Linked DNA regions of Homo sapiens: region 2 is linked to region 1. Evidence: read pairs that join two places in POLR2A ChIA-PET (ENCODE). Cell type or tissue: endothelial cell of umbilical vein. All regions are shown on one strand. Links, peaks and the distances in the headings refer to the core of each region. The heading gives the core; the rest is flanking DNA. Region 1 overlaps CALD1 (caldesmon 1). Region 2 overlaps CALD1 (caldesmon 1).

Region 1 (7,673 bases), core at 2,929-5,428:
GGAGTAACTAGCAAGAGGCAGCATAGCACAGTGGTAAAGAAGGTGGGCAGTGCCTCCAGATTATCCCGGGTTTAGATCCTGACCCAGCTACTTACTAGCTGTGGGACCTTAGCTATATTACTTAATCTAATCGTAACTCAGTTTCTTCATCTGTAAAATTAGCTGTTATGAAGATAACTTATTTTATTTTTACCTAATAAAAATCTACATGCTACTTAGCATGTGCCAGGCACTGTTCTAAACACTGAACAATGATACAATTCATGAGGAATCAATGAGCTCCAACATGAACACTGGCTTCAGGTATTTTTAAAGTAGAAATTGTAGACTTTTTTTTTTTTTTTTTTTTACTTTTTGTTTTTTTCTGAGACAGGGTCTCACTGTGTCACCCAGGGTGGAGTGCAGTGGTACAATCTCAGCTCACTGCAGCTTCGACCTCCCAAGCTCATGTGATCCTCCCACCTCAGCCTCCCAAGTAGCTGGGACTACAGATGCACACCACCATGGCCGGCTAATTTTTGTATTTTTTGTAGAGGCAGTGTTTCACCATTTTGCTCAGGCTAGTCTCAAACTCCTGCCCTTAAGCAATCTGCCTGCCTTGGCCACCCAAAGTGCTGGGACTACAGGCACGAGCTACCACTACCAGCCTGACATTTATTTCTTTCACTCATTTAACTCATTTATTAATACTATGTGCAGGACACAGCACATTTTTAGGTTCAAATCACAGCACTGAAAAAGCCAAACAAAGTCTCTACTTTCATAGAGCTTATGTTCTAGGAGCATGAGAAATAAATAAGCAAGCAAACAAACAAATATGCAATCATAAGCATACATTATGAATATGCATGTAACTGAACCACAGAGGTATTCCGCTTGGCTCTCCAATGCAGAGGCTAATTTTACCACCGCATCCCTTAGGGTCAGTGATGTGCTAGTCAATGTTTAGCAACAAGTTCTTGGGTGAGGGGAGGGGAGTCTGCTTTGTAGCATGGGCTGATTTCTGTGGTGTAATTACTTCCATCATGGTCAATTTCAAGTTCTGAATATGACATCACTGAATGAAGAATTGGGAGGAGAAGCTCAGTTGCACAGCATTTTATACAGTATTTCCACCATATAGCCACAATAGATGTAACTAACCTCAAGAGAATAGATAATAGTGAAACATAGCAAAATAATTAGGAAGAGTTTTGAGTATTTATTATCTTGGCTCTTCATATAATGTGTTTAATTGTAAGTTTATATGATTTAGTTTTTATAATGGCTGTGTTTTACAACTGGCTCTCAAAATTCTCGAAAGTTTAACAATGAGCTTTTGGGAGCCAGTATGAGTTTGGGGTGCAGAGAAAGTGGGGACAGTGTTAGAGATGAAGGAGACTGAGTCCAGATGGTGCCATTGTACAGAGGTGGATTCTAATCTAATTCCTTTTTAGCTCCTCTTCTCCAACAAGCTCTGCTTCTATGTACACACGGAAGCACCTGCCCTCTAAACCGAAGAGCATGGGTACAAATATAGTAACAATTTTGACATTCTTACTAGATCAGGTCACTCTTGCAGAGAAACTTTTGGCTCTCCAATCTTTAGTGAATATAATCCATGTACTCAGTGCTCTGAATATGGTAGATTCTTCTGTGCAATACAGAGGATGTAATTCCTAACTGCCGAATAAAGGAAGAACCTAGAGATAAATTTTCTGTCCTTCTGCAAAAGCAAATTATCCCCCATCCATGCACTCAAAGTCTCCTGTCTCTTAGGGTCCACATACTTTCAAAAGGGCCACCCAGGGAAGCATCTAAACCAGGGGCTGTGATGACTCCTGCCCTAGAGAAGATGTAGGGGTGAGGGTGGAGGTGGAGGAAGCTTCTCCCCTCTTCAGGATTTGTGCATCCTCACCACAAAGTGGAAACAGAGAAAAACATCTTCAGCTTTTCCTAGGAAGCGAAATATCTGCTCAAAACCTCCTAAGAACAGAAATACTTAAAATTTTTTTTCTCCTAGATTCACCCCTCCCCCTAAGCCTAAATTTCCCTTAGTAATGATGGCTGGAAAAGGAAGTGGGAAATACCATGAGAAATTTTATTCTTGCCACATTTCCAGTCCTTTACAAAAGCAAACACTGGAAATCTCATCAGAAAAATTTGACCTTACAGGGTTGATAACTTTGTGCTTAAACTGAAAAAAAAGCAAAACTAAAGGTTTTGCTCTTCTGGCCAAACGGATTATTTGGCATATGCAACTATAATTTTTAGAAAGAAATTATTCAAAACTAAAGAAATAGGCTTCTGAGGAATAAGTAACTACATACATCTACTATCAATTATTTTAACGATAGGTGCACAGAACTGTTTCTGAGCCAGGATGTTTTATCAGAGTCACCAGGGAACTTTTACAAACTACAGATGCCTGGACCCCCTTCTAGACCTACCGAATCAGAATCTCTAGAGGATAGGTCTCAGGGATGTGTATTTTCAAAAAGCTCTACAGTTGATTCTGATTAAGATACTGGTTAAGATGCATGGGTATATAGGCAGATTGGGCAGCATTGTATAACCTAAATTTGCTAACTGTTAAAACATGCTCTCTTACTATCAGGGGAAGTAATGTGGTATATTGAAAAGGTTAACTGCTTGGAACTTAGGAGCTGTGTGTTTTGGAACTATCTTACCACTAATTAACTGGATGACTTTGGTCAAGTCACTTGGTTTGTTATTTCATTCAACAAATATTTATTGAGATTCTGCCGTGTGCCACGCACTGGGTATATACGAATGAAAAAAAAATAGAGGTTCCTGTCCTTATATATCTGACAGACCAATAAGACAGGGCAGACATTAATCGAAGAAACCTACAAATACATACATAATTTTACTTGGTGTGGCTAGGCTTTGGAGAATAAAAAATAGATCACTGGTTCATATTTTAAAAAGAATTTCTACTTAAGATCCCAAATTTCCTGTCCCAACCTTCCCACACATAATATAATTATATGTTTTAAGTCCACTCATTAATAAAACACAAAAACACAAACTTAAAAGCTACTATGAATTCAATAACTCTTTTAAATAAATTAGCATTTTATCATTATAATGTATGTATAGAATTAGAAAAATAGTAGCACATATGATGTAAGATATATTATTTACTCAGAGTAGCTTGCCAAAAGCACTTGCTGCATATACAGATTTGTTTACCTCTTGCAATGACTTTGTGGCCTCCCAGGGATCCACCACCCAGAGGTTAAAAACCTACAGACCACATTAATGAAGACTAAAACATGGTACTTGAGTAGATATGGCCCTTCTCTTCCACAACAGATATCACTATCAGTGACCACATTTTCCCCTCCCCTCTGAGCTTAGATTCATCCTCAGAATCCTTCTTAACATGCCAATTGGTTGGAGCTGGCATACAGATGAAAAGTTATATGTACTCCTTGGGCTGAATGAGCTCCTAAGGTCTTGCCCAGCTTAAAAATTCTATGAATTTATATATTCAGTTCTGTTCTGCTGCCTTGAGAAACACAAATGCCTTCTCCCATGTTCATATAAAAGTACCCCAAATATTAGAAGATATTTATGTGGCCTCATTTTCTTTTCTTTGGGATAAACAGCTCTAGATCCCTTATCGGTTCAGCATATGTTTTGCCTCCTGACTCCCTCCAGCCTTTGATGCTAACCCTAGAATGCATATGTATCCATGCCTTTCAGAAAAATGAGCCCAGAACAGAGCACAAGTTCCCAAATGGGATCCGAACTATGCAGAACTCAGGGGATATTTTAGTCCACTTGACAAACACCATGATGGGTGCTCAATGGATTAAAAATTACATAGCAAATATTGCTTAGATCTGAAACTTCCAGTGATTAAGAGTACACCAGCTTTTATGCATTCACCTTATTATGTACTGTGGTTTACATTGAGTTGTGCTTGTTTTTATTTATTAAAATTGTTAAATGATTACATATTAAATCTTCAAGACTGCTTTCATTTGAAGGGAGCCATATCACATGGAAGATTCATATGAAGTTTCTTGCCAACAATAATATCCAGAATGTTTTTTCCCAAAATCTTTCTGAGATGGATGATTCTTATCCTTTCAGTTACCAGTGGTGCAAACTTCTAGATTAATCTCCCTTAACACTGGCTCAGTGGGTCACAGTGATCATCAAGAACTGTGTGATCATTCATTGGGTGTTTGCCTCTCTAGGAGTTTATTCACCTCAAAATTCAAATGATTCCCATTGAGAGCTGTTGGACATTTCAGCTAATTTGCCTTCCATGCTCAATTTCTCTTCTAACTAAAATTACCCATTGAGCTCTTCTTTGCCCAGGGGTGACCACTGCCTGGATTAGAGTAATTCATCCTTAGGCGCGCCTGTGCCTTTGATGTCCTCCTCCTACTAAAGGATTTGCCAAAGACAATAGTCTTTGACTGAACCAATCAGATCTCCTCTCTCAGGACTGGACCTGGAAACACAGAAGAAATTTTCCAGTTGATAGAACAACAGAAAGAGGCAGACACGTGCGCTGAGCTGAGTCACACTAGTGGAAAGGGATGGAGTAAATATCCATGGACCGCGGCTGGGATCCTCTCACCCACCTTGACTCTAACTCTACTCTCTTTGGGCCCTGGTCCTATTTGGGCTTCTGCTCTTGGATATCCCTGTGATTTCATCCGTTCGTTAATCTGTGTCTTACAATCCTGGCCCTTTACTTGAGCTACCAAAGTTTGCTCACATAGAGGTCTATTTCTTCCTAACACTGGGCCATGTGCTCTCCCAGACTTCACCTTATTCATCCATACACTACTTCACTAAGCTCTGCCTGACTTCTGATTTTTGCTGTTTCTTCTTTACTCACCTGGCTGTCATGCACAACTTAGCCCATTTTTGTAACTGATATCCATTCTGGCTTAGACTGGTCCTCCTGACCCCAGTGGAACTAATATCTTTGATGCCAACTGGTCCTTGGCCCTCTTGGGCACTTTGCCTTGGTCCTTCTGGTCTTCAGCACAAGGTGAAGTCAGCCTGGTTCCCCAGCAATGTATCTTGAGACAAGCGAGGGGGAATGTTATATGTGGGTGTCAGAGGAACTAATTATATATTCCTGCTTAATATGTTTCTCTCCAAGTGAGATTATTCCCTTTTAGTCAAGTGCTTTCATGGAGTATTCACAAAACAATGCCAGAAGCCTCAGGATACCATCAAAAAGCAATTTATCTTCAAGTTATACATCATTTATACATATACATATATTTTCAAAGAAAAGCCATGTACTAAAATGAGTGCCCGATATACTAAAATCTTTTAAAAATGTATTTTCCTTCAACTATTCCCTTACTGCTGCTTAGCAAGCCTTTTATTAACTTCTGGGTGTTCTTTTTACGTACACTTAATAGCAGCCATTCCTGGATTTCTCTAGCCCCCACGAGCTCCCCATAGAAAATTGCTTCTTTTCTGGAAATGACCTCTTTTTCTTTGAAATGGAGGTCATATGACGCAATCTCCACCTATATATCTGTGTATTTACCCCCTCTTTTCTTCCTTCCAGATCATGGACACCTCCACTCATGTTCTGATCCCATCCACCCTTGTCTTCTATGGGAATCCAGATCTGACCCCACTCCCCATCTTACATGCCCCAGCTCAAAGGTCTCTTACCTGTCAATCATGAAGCGTGGGTTTACAAAGGGACCTTAAGGGTTCACAGTTTTTATCAGATTCTCAAAGGTTTCCATAGCAACAACACAGGGAAGAACAACACAGGGAACAACCTCATCACCCCTCCCTCACAGCCCAGGTCATAGTTTCCCCCCGACCCCGCTCCCATAGCCTTACCCACAGCCTGCCAATTATGAGTTTGGGGTGAGAAGCAGAGTGGGTCCTTACCACAAAACATGCTCTGACATCTCCTCTGTCTGTGCAAGTGGCTTTCCCTAGCTAGAACCTATCTGTGCTAGAGTGTTCTGCTGTACTCTGGGCCTCATCTTAGAGCTGGCCCCTGCAAATTGTCAATGTTGGATCAAGAAAGCTCCCTATCCGGTACAGGGATGGGGGAGCTGGGGAAGAGGTTACAGGTGGAGGCCTGGGGGTAAGGAAGTTAGGGATGCAACTAGGGTCGGTTACAGCTGGGAGCACTAAAGACAGAAGCAAAGAGGTGAGAGGCGAGCTCCGTGGAGCAGTCTGGTTTCAATACCAACAGGAACCACAGCCAGGTGTTCCTGCCTTCCTTGCCCTTCCTACAAGGCCCAGGCATGACGTTCCGGGGTTCATTCCATGCTTTTGGCTGGAGGCAGAGAAGCTGCCTCAATTACTTAAGGGCTTTCTGTTGTCAGCACTTTCTCACTGGTCTTATGCTCAAGTGGATCTTTGGATTTCCTGGTGCCTTGTACCACTGATGGCCCATCTTATTCCACTTCCTTATATTTGTGTCCTCTTAGTCTGTGATCATCAAAGTAAAAATTCAGACAACATTGGGATAGACCAGTATTCACTGGACACGGCTCAGGGCTCTAGAAATAACCAGGAGCGAGAAGATATCACTCAAGGGTCCTTAAATACGAGAAAGGAAGAGATCATTAGGGATACTAGGTAAGAAGTGGAGGATACCAGCCAAGATGAGCATAATGTCCAGAGGACTCAAATGATAGGCAGTTCAGGGTATAGAATCTGCAGGGAAGAGGGAGCAAACAGCTTCATCTCATTTGGACGTCTTAACCACTGTGGGACATCGGAGAAGCATTACCAATGTCCGTTCTTCACTCAACAGATGAAGTCAAAAGCTGATGATTTCCTCAAAAAGGTCAGGGTTACTTAAGCAGAGGAACCAATACTAGAACTGAGATGTTGTAGTGGTTCTCATAAGTTAAGCCTGTGCCAAAAGTTTCTCTTTAAACTACCCATCTACTCAGGACTTATGGGCATCTCTCCAATAGCAAACTTGGATTAGCCTGACAGATGAAGGACTTTCAGTAAGGAGCTAATGGTATCTTCTCAGGCCCTAAGAGAACTTAACGCAGAAAACGCCCTTTTGAAGTCTGAAAATTCTTTGGCAGCATCTTTCTAACCTCCTCCTTAGTCCTACCATGCTATTTGCATACCACTCTATCAGCATTTTTCCTGTCCCCCGACCACATTTCTGAGACATGTGATAGACTACAGGCAAATGGGGAACTAGCAAATCTCTTTTCATGCCCATCTCTGAATCACTTTTGCGTCTTGCTAAGGAATGACTAACTGGTAATCATGCTATCAAGAAAATGGCAAATGGAGACAATTACATGTGTTTCTACAAAAATGCCTGCTGAGGTGCATTTTATTTATCAGAACAGAGAATACCTGGGCTAGATTCTGGACCTTTACATGGCTGGCCATAAGATCAACTTATTCTATCTACCTAAGACAAGGAGATTCTCAGGCCAGTCACAGGAGCCAATTAGAATTGTTAATGATTCTCATAATAAGGCAGTTGCCTTACTGTCAGGAAATGCTTTCATGTATCTCATTTAAAATCCTTTAAACTGCAGTTTGAGCCTGGTTCTCCTTCTCCTAACTTTAATATAAGAATTGTGTATTTACTTAAGGCAATCTTTTGACTGGAATGATTTAAATTACACCTTCTATTTGCTTCGAATACTTGAAACAACCCTGCACTTTACTTATGGATCAAT
Region 2 (7,673 bases), core at 876-3,375, 140 kb before region 1:
TATTGAACATTTCTTTGCCTATTTATAAATCATGACCACAATTATCAGTAGATATCAAATGCCAGTTAGAGTTGTTTAGCCCCAAGAAGACTTATTCTTCTTGTGGCTAACTAATATGTCAGAGATAAATCACACATTCTCAGACCTCAATATGATTTTCTAAAAAAAAAAAGAATTTGATTTCAATTAATAGCATGAAATAATGAATAACAGCCAAATATCCGAAGAGAAGCACAAGGAAAAGCAAGATTTTAAAAGCAAGAAAACTACAGATCACCAGTAATTTTTAAAGCTCCTGTTGACCACTCATTAATAACAAGATTCAGGAAAGGCATCAAAATGCCATTTTTAAAACTCTTTCTATTATTTCTCTCTCAGCTTGAAAATGGAAAAGGCAGTGAATGACTACGTTGCCCTCCCGTGTTAAGAATCTGGTAACAGTGAAAATTTATTGAGTGCTTACTATGTGTAAGACACTGCATTTTACATGTATTGTTACATAGTTTAAGTTTAGCAGCATTTTTTGGAGAAAGGTATAATTTTTATTTCCATTTAACTGAAGAAATACAGTTAGTGAAAGGTCAAATTGGGAGTCAAAGTCAATTAGTGAACCCTAGAAATTATACCTATTTCCCCTTTGCTATACCTACTCCCCAATTAGAAGCTACTTATTGAGGGAAAGGGTAAACAATATTGTGCTACCGGCCAACATTTTCAAGACTGCTTTCTGAAACCTTCTAATACAGCCTCTCAAACTTGGGTTAAGGAGGCCAGGACCCATTCCCTTTAGAATTTTCTAAATAGACTGAATTAAACAAAACAAACTAAAACCAAAACCACATGTGAGATCTTATATAGTGTAACCATTATAATCAGTCCATGGTTTTAAATTAAAATTATTTTCTCCATTTTCCTCCTCAAATATCCTCATCTTTTTTAGACCTTGGGGCACATAAATGACAATATAAATGACATATACTAACCATTAGCATAATGAACCATGTGACCTTATTTCTGCTGCAAAAGCCCTCTTTGAAGAAGTTGAACCTATTAGGCATTCTCAAGTTCCCTGATTTCAACCAGGGCCCGAGTGAGAAAATACGTAATAGCAAACTCATTAAGTGTGTTTGAATAATCACATTAAATTAAGCGGAATTCTGTATCTTGTTGAATATTATAATGATCAGAGACTATTGATTCAGGCTGTATATTAGAAAAAAGAAGACATCTGCAATTCATGCCCACTTTAAAAATTCACGTGTTACCTATTAATGGTAGCCATGGAGGACTCTACTAAACTAACATATCTTCAGTTCAAAACAGATAGCAACACCCTACAGAATAAATGTAAATACTTTTCCTTATTTAAAGATATAACCTACCAGAAAACAGTATAGATTCCTTAAAGAACTAAAAGTAGAACTAACATTTGATCCAGCAGTCCCACTACTGGGTATCTACCCAGGGGAAAAGAAGTCATTATATGCAAAATATACTGGTACACGCATGTTTATAGAAGCACAATTTGCAATTGCAAAAATATGGAAGCAGCTTAAATGCCCATCAACCAAGCAGTGGGTAAAGAAAATGTGGTGTATATATATATATATATATATATACACACACACACACACACACACACACGTATATATACACACACCATGGAATACTATTCAGCCATAAAAAGGAACACAATAATGGAATTCACCGCAACCTGGATGGAGTTGGAGACCATTATTTGAAGTGAAGTAACTCAGGAATGGAAAACCAAATATCAAATGTTCTCACTTACAAGTGGGAGCTAAGCTATGAGGATGCAAAGGTAGAAAAGTGATATAATGGACACTGGGGACTCGGGGAGAAAGGTAGGAGGGTGTGAGGGGGAAAATACTGCGCATTGGGCGTGGTGTGTACTGCTCGGGTGACGAGTGCACCAAAATATCAGAAATCACCATTAAAGAACTTATCTGTGTAACCAAAACCCCACCTGTTCCCCCAAAACTATTGAAATTTAAAGAAAGAATTAAACAGAAAAAATAGACCATACTTATTTTTAAGATATAGCACACCATACTTATTAAATTAAACAAATGCTAGATTGTGAAATGAAATAAAAGCCTTCAACTGGGGTATGTTTATGAGATGGGAACGGGGTGGAGAGAAATAGAATAGTGTGTCCTAGTGTCTAAATCAGATTGCCTGTCTAATCAGATTAGTTGCCTAAAATGACTGCAAAATAATTAAACCAGTTAGATTGAAAAAGGGTTGAGTTGGGCTGAGAAAGGAATGCTCTGCTCAACAAATTCCATTCAACGGACAGGCTAAGACGCAAGTTAGAAACTCCCCGTCCCAAAGAGGACAGTACCTGTTCTGGGCATTCACCTCCACCTGGTCGGTCACCTGTCCCAAGGATTCTTCCTCCTGCTTCTGCCGCAGCCGTTCCTGTCGGGCTCGGCGGCGCCGTTCCCGGGCTGCCTCCTCTTCATCATCGTCATTCCTCTGGTAGGCGATTCTGCAACATTACAAAGACAACCTCTTGAGCGTGCCACTTGCCACGTGTCTTCACCAACCTCTTGGCAGGAACAGCCCTGAGCCCTTTTCTGAACTTCACTGCTTAATGAACCACATACGTCTAAAAGGATGGTTCAGTTCCTTAAGTTTAGCGACCTAGTCAGCTAGCTTTCAAACTTTTAACTATTTGAAAAACATGAATCCAATAGCTACAGAAGATAATTTACAATGACCAAATAACAACTTAAACTAAAACATTCTGCACAAAAGCAAGTTGCCTTTGGAAACTGTGGGTTAGTTTTTTTTTTTTTTTTTTTTTTTTTTTTGAGACCCAGTCTTGCACTGTCACCCGGGCTGGAGTGCAGCAGCACAATCTCGGCTCACTGCCACCTCCACCTCCTGGGATCAAGTGATTCTCCTACCTCAGCCTCCCGAGCAGCTGGGATTACAGGCACATGCCACCATGCCCAGCTAATTTTTGTATTTTAGTAGAGATGGGGTTTTGCCAAGCTGGCCAGGCTGGTCTCCAACTCCTGACCTCATGATCCGCCCGCCTCGGCCTCCCAAAGTGCTGGGATTACAGGCGTGAGCCACCGGGCCTGGCCTTGTAAGATTTAGAAGAAGGGACCCAAAGTATTGAACCAAAAATAAACAAAATGCTTACTTCAAAAGATACAGCATGTTGCATGAGTTATTTGTGTAGACACTGTCACGAAGATCAGAAAAGAATCAAGTTACACTACCAACCGGGACTTTGGTGCTAATAAGCCAAAATTATTAAAATTATTTAATAATTATAATAAATATTATATTATAATAAATATTATTAAATAATACATATTATTAAAATTAAATATTATATTAAATAATAAATATTATTAAAATTGGGAGTAGGATATCTTCTTTGCTTGGATTTTGTTTTTCCCTCCAGTTCCTTTTCCCTGGCGAGAGAAGGTGTTACTGACAATTGGTAGGATGCTTCAGAGTCAGTGCATTTTGAAGGGGTGGCAGCTCCCTTTAAGGCCCCCCTCTTTTGCTCTAAAATGTGCCTTAGTATCATACCACCCACATGCTGGGCACATCACAATGGCCCACAGGTGTGTATTTAGATAGATGTCTATGAGCTGAAGAAGGCAGAAGAGACACAGAGGACTTCACATGTGTATATATTATTTAGCTTTTTTTTTTTTTTTTTTTTTTTTTGAGACACAGTCTAACTCTGTCACCCAGGCCAGAATGCAGTGGTGTGATCACAGCTCACTGCAGCCTTGACCTCCCAGGCTCAAGCAATTGTCCCACCTCAGCCTCCTGAGTAGCTGGGACTATGGGTGCACACCACCACACCCAGCTAACTTTTGTATTTTTTTTTTTAAGAGATGGTGTTTCATTATGTTGCCCAGGATGGTCTCGAGCTCCTGAGCTCTATTTAGCTTTTGTAGTCATCTAAAGTGAATGTCTATTTGAGGAAATTACAAATCAATATCACTATGCTAGATATGTTTCTCCTAATACTTATTTCCAAATAAAGAATTGGGGCTGGGCAACTGCAGATGCTCAAACTCAAGAGGAAATAGCTATTTTGACACGTTTGACTTAGCTGTTTTTGAAGGTAGAATGTGTACTGAGATACAGAGTGCCAAGAAAGGATGGGTGCTGGCTTGATGGGTCAATGGGTTGGGTATGGGTATGGGGCTGCATTGTGTAGGAAGCTGCTTTTTGTATTGGAGAGTTACAGTGTTTTTATTACAATGTTACTTACATATCTACAAAATAGAAACCCAGATATGTAAACATTTCATGCTAATAATTCTTTTTAAAACTGTGGTAAGAACACTTAACATGAAATCCACCCTGTTGGCATATTTTAAAGTGTACAATACACTTTAAATTGTTAAAATTGTTAACCATATTGTTAACTATAGGTACAATGTTGCATGGTACTTCTCTAGAACAGGCTTATAATTCTTATATCATTGCAAAGCCAAAATAATTTGCAAATTAAAACAAAACAGTAGAACCATACTACTTATACCATATATTAACCTAATATAACTGATGATGGTTTGCTCATGTTAGAGTTGTAAGTTAGGCATTTTTAGGCTTAGAGTCAGTACTTTATTTCATCTGTGTCATCTTTTGACTTCAATAATAAGAATGCTATGAATGTTTTTTCACTGAGGTATCTCATAAAAAACAGGATTAATGATTCCGAAGGTTGGTTGGTTTCTTCTTTGCTACTTGAGAAAATCTGACTTCATATTTACTAAAATCTGCTCATGTGCAATCCTCAAAAGCCAATACAAATAAAATGTCACTTAGTAATTCTATAAAATGGGCTGGTTTATTTCACAAATATGGGGGGGCAATGTGATATAGTTGATAATGGATGACTAGATTAGGATTCAGAAAACTTGGGTTTTAGAATTGGTCTCTTACTAATTTGCAGCCCTTTGATTAACCTTTTAAAGTTAAATTTAAAGTTAAATTTTAGAGTTAAATTTTCTTGTGTGTGACAATCAAATGAAATAATAGATAGATATGTTGTGGCAAAGCATTCTACACTGCAGTGTCTTCCTGTTATTAGGAAAGTTCAGTTAAGGAGCCGCTTCGTGAGGAAAAATGAGTTCAATTTTAGACTTGTTGAATTTGAGGTGACATGACAGGATTCGAATGTTCCTTTCTAATTCAATCACATTGTAGTTGAAGTAGAAAGCCCTTCCCAGTGGTTTGGCTTCACCCTTCAGATTCTTGGCCTAATGTTCCTTTGGCTTATTTCTTGGTAGACAGCTTTAACCGCAACAGGGAGAATCAATCCTTAATAACTGCTTCCTAAACTAATCAAACAGGAAGTCTCAATTTGCTTTTCTACATCTCTGGATCAGCCATGAGGTCATGACTGTTACTTGGGGCCTTCTTCTTCCAAGACAAGCAAGAGGCATAAAACTCCGTATGGGACATCCCTATTGATAGGGTTAGGCTTTGTGTCCCCACCCAAATCTCATCTTGCATTGTAATCCCCCGTGTCAGGTGTTGAGGAAGGAATGTGGTGGGAGCTGACTGGATCATGGGGGTGGTTCCCTCATGCTGTGCTCGTGACAGTGAGTGAATTCTCTCAAGGTTTTTATAAGTGTTTGGCAAGTTCCTCCTTCGCTCACTCTTCTCTCTTCTGCTGCTTTGTAAAGAAGGTGCCTGCTTCCCCTTCCTCCATGATTGTAAGTTTCCTGAGGCCTCCCCAGCTATGAGTGAGTCAGTTAAACCTCTTTTCTTTATAAATTACCCATCTTGGGCAGTTCTTTACGGCAGTGCAAGAACGAACTTATACACCTATCCTAAAAGCAAAACTCCTCCGTCCCCTTAATGGAATATAACCTTAAGTCCTTAATTTCCCACTATTTTCAGAACTTACCATCTTTCTCTTTTCACCTACCCACTGGGCTTCATGGCTGGATATTGCTGGCTGTTAGCTCTGACATGAACTAGATTTGCCACGTAGGCCACATCACATGTAACCTCTCTTCATCTTTGATTTCTCAGTGGAGCAACCTGAACAACCGATCATCTCCACTATCTCTTCTACCTCTTCTTGCTTGGTACAGCTTAAAGTTTATAGGCAATCATTCTCCATTGGGAGCCCATTTTCTAGGATACACAGCTACTAGAGTGTATTAGTCCGTTTCACACTGCTATAAAGAACTGCCCGAGACTGGGTAACTTATAAAGGAAAGAGGTTTAATTGATTCACAGTTCAGCATGGCTGGTGAGGCCTCAGGAAACTTACAATTATGGCAGAAGGTGAAGGGGAAGCAAGGCACCTTCTTCACTAGGTGGCAGGAAGAAGCGCCAAGTGAAGGAGGAAGAGCCCCCCCTTATAAAACCATCAGATCTCGTGAGAACTCACTGTCATGAGAATAGCACGGGGGAAACTGCACCCATGATTCAGTTACCTCCACCTGGTCTCTCTCTTGACACATGGAGATTACGGGGAGTACAATTCAAGATGAGATTTGGGTAGGGACACAAAGCCTAACGATATCACGGGGCAAAATATCTATGGATCTTTTTATGACTACTAATAAAGAAACATATTAAAATTATTTACAAAGTTAAGAACAAAAAAAGAGCTAAAATGGTTTCATGGCATTTTCAATCATAACATGTCCAGTTGCTGGTTCAAGAACATATCAGTTGACTTTATAGGTAAAATTGTGTCCATGCCAAATGACTTGATAGGGGTGAAAATTCTTCAACTCTGAGGCTCCCTACATTAGCGTTAGGCAAGCAAAGCAAACAGTCATTTCTTAGCTTTTAGGCCTCTCCCTCATGGTGAGCTTCCCATCCTACTAACACCACAGGTTTATTATTTTTTCTTCCGAAATTGAAAAAAAAGTACCCTGAATTGTTCATTCTTTTGGATTTTAAAAGCAACGCACACATAAATTTTTTTTAAAACCAAACAATTCAAAATATATAAAGGAGAAAGTAAAAGCCACTCCCGAGAATCATGCAAACCCAGATTTGAACATGATGAGTATGTGATATATTCTACCATTTTCCTGTGCATGCACAGACATTTTTGTTTTTAATAAAATAGGGTTATGTCATACATATCATTTCACAAACCATTTCTTTAATTTACCTTGTTTATGACTATTTTTAACATGTTAGCAATATATAATTTCAATAGCAACACAGTATTACCACTTAGGTATACACATACATAATGATTACATGGATCTATTATGACTAACCAATTTTCTACTGAGGCACATTTAAGATTGTTTTCAACTTTATATCTTCTTATAAACAATGCTGCTAAGGACATTATTACAGACTCACTTTAATCACTTGTTCAATTATTTACTTAGGAAAACTTCTCAGAAGTTAGAATTTCTGAGTTTAATTTCCGAGTTTAAGAGTATGCTCATTTTAAAGGCTTTTGATAATCATCGACAAATTGTCAATTTAATACCAGTAATGCATGAAAGCTAATTTCACCACAAAGCAGAATTTGTCCAAAAAGACAAGTACACAGGATCCTTATTATATCAAACGATAGCACAGGGTCTGCTTCATGCTTCAGTGAAAGACAAAATGTTGACATTTCTGATTTTCCACACGCCAGATTTAAATGTATTTGAAATGCTGCTGACTAGTAAAAATCA

What was found. Peaks named below come from ENCODE experiments on the same cell type or tissue, not always from the same donor. Only the 100,000 strongest peaks of a DNase experiment are listed, where the experiment ranks them.
Region 2: POLR2A ChIA-PET joins it to region 1 with 11 read pairs; 4 of 35 experiments call an interaction of 5 or more read pairs at or near these places.

Annotation. Positions count from the first base shown.
Region 1 is chr7:134,781,708-134,789,380 of GRCh38, reverse strand. The region is part of intron 1 of CALD1 (caldesmon 1); the gene reads right to left. The region is part of intron 1 of LOC124901750 (a long non-coding RNA gene); the gene reads left to right. Among named protein-coding and RNA genes, the nearest start is that of CALD1, 5.9 kb to the right of the region's middle. RefSeq lists an enhancer at 4,259-4,759. In endothelial cell of umbilical vein, for the core only: no CTCF peak of the experiment used is centred there; a DNase peak (open chromatin) is centred at 4,480.
Region 2 is chr7:134,923,593-134,931,265 of GRCh38, reverse strand. It overlaps CALD1 (caldesmon 1), which reads right to left. Exons shown (of 15, transcript NM_033138.4): 4 at 2,366-2,512. Among named protein-coding and RNA genes, the nearest start is that of AGBL3, 59 kb to the left of the region's middle. In endothelial cell of umbilical vein, for the core only: no CTCF peak of the experiment used is centred there; no DNase peak of the experiment used is centred there.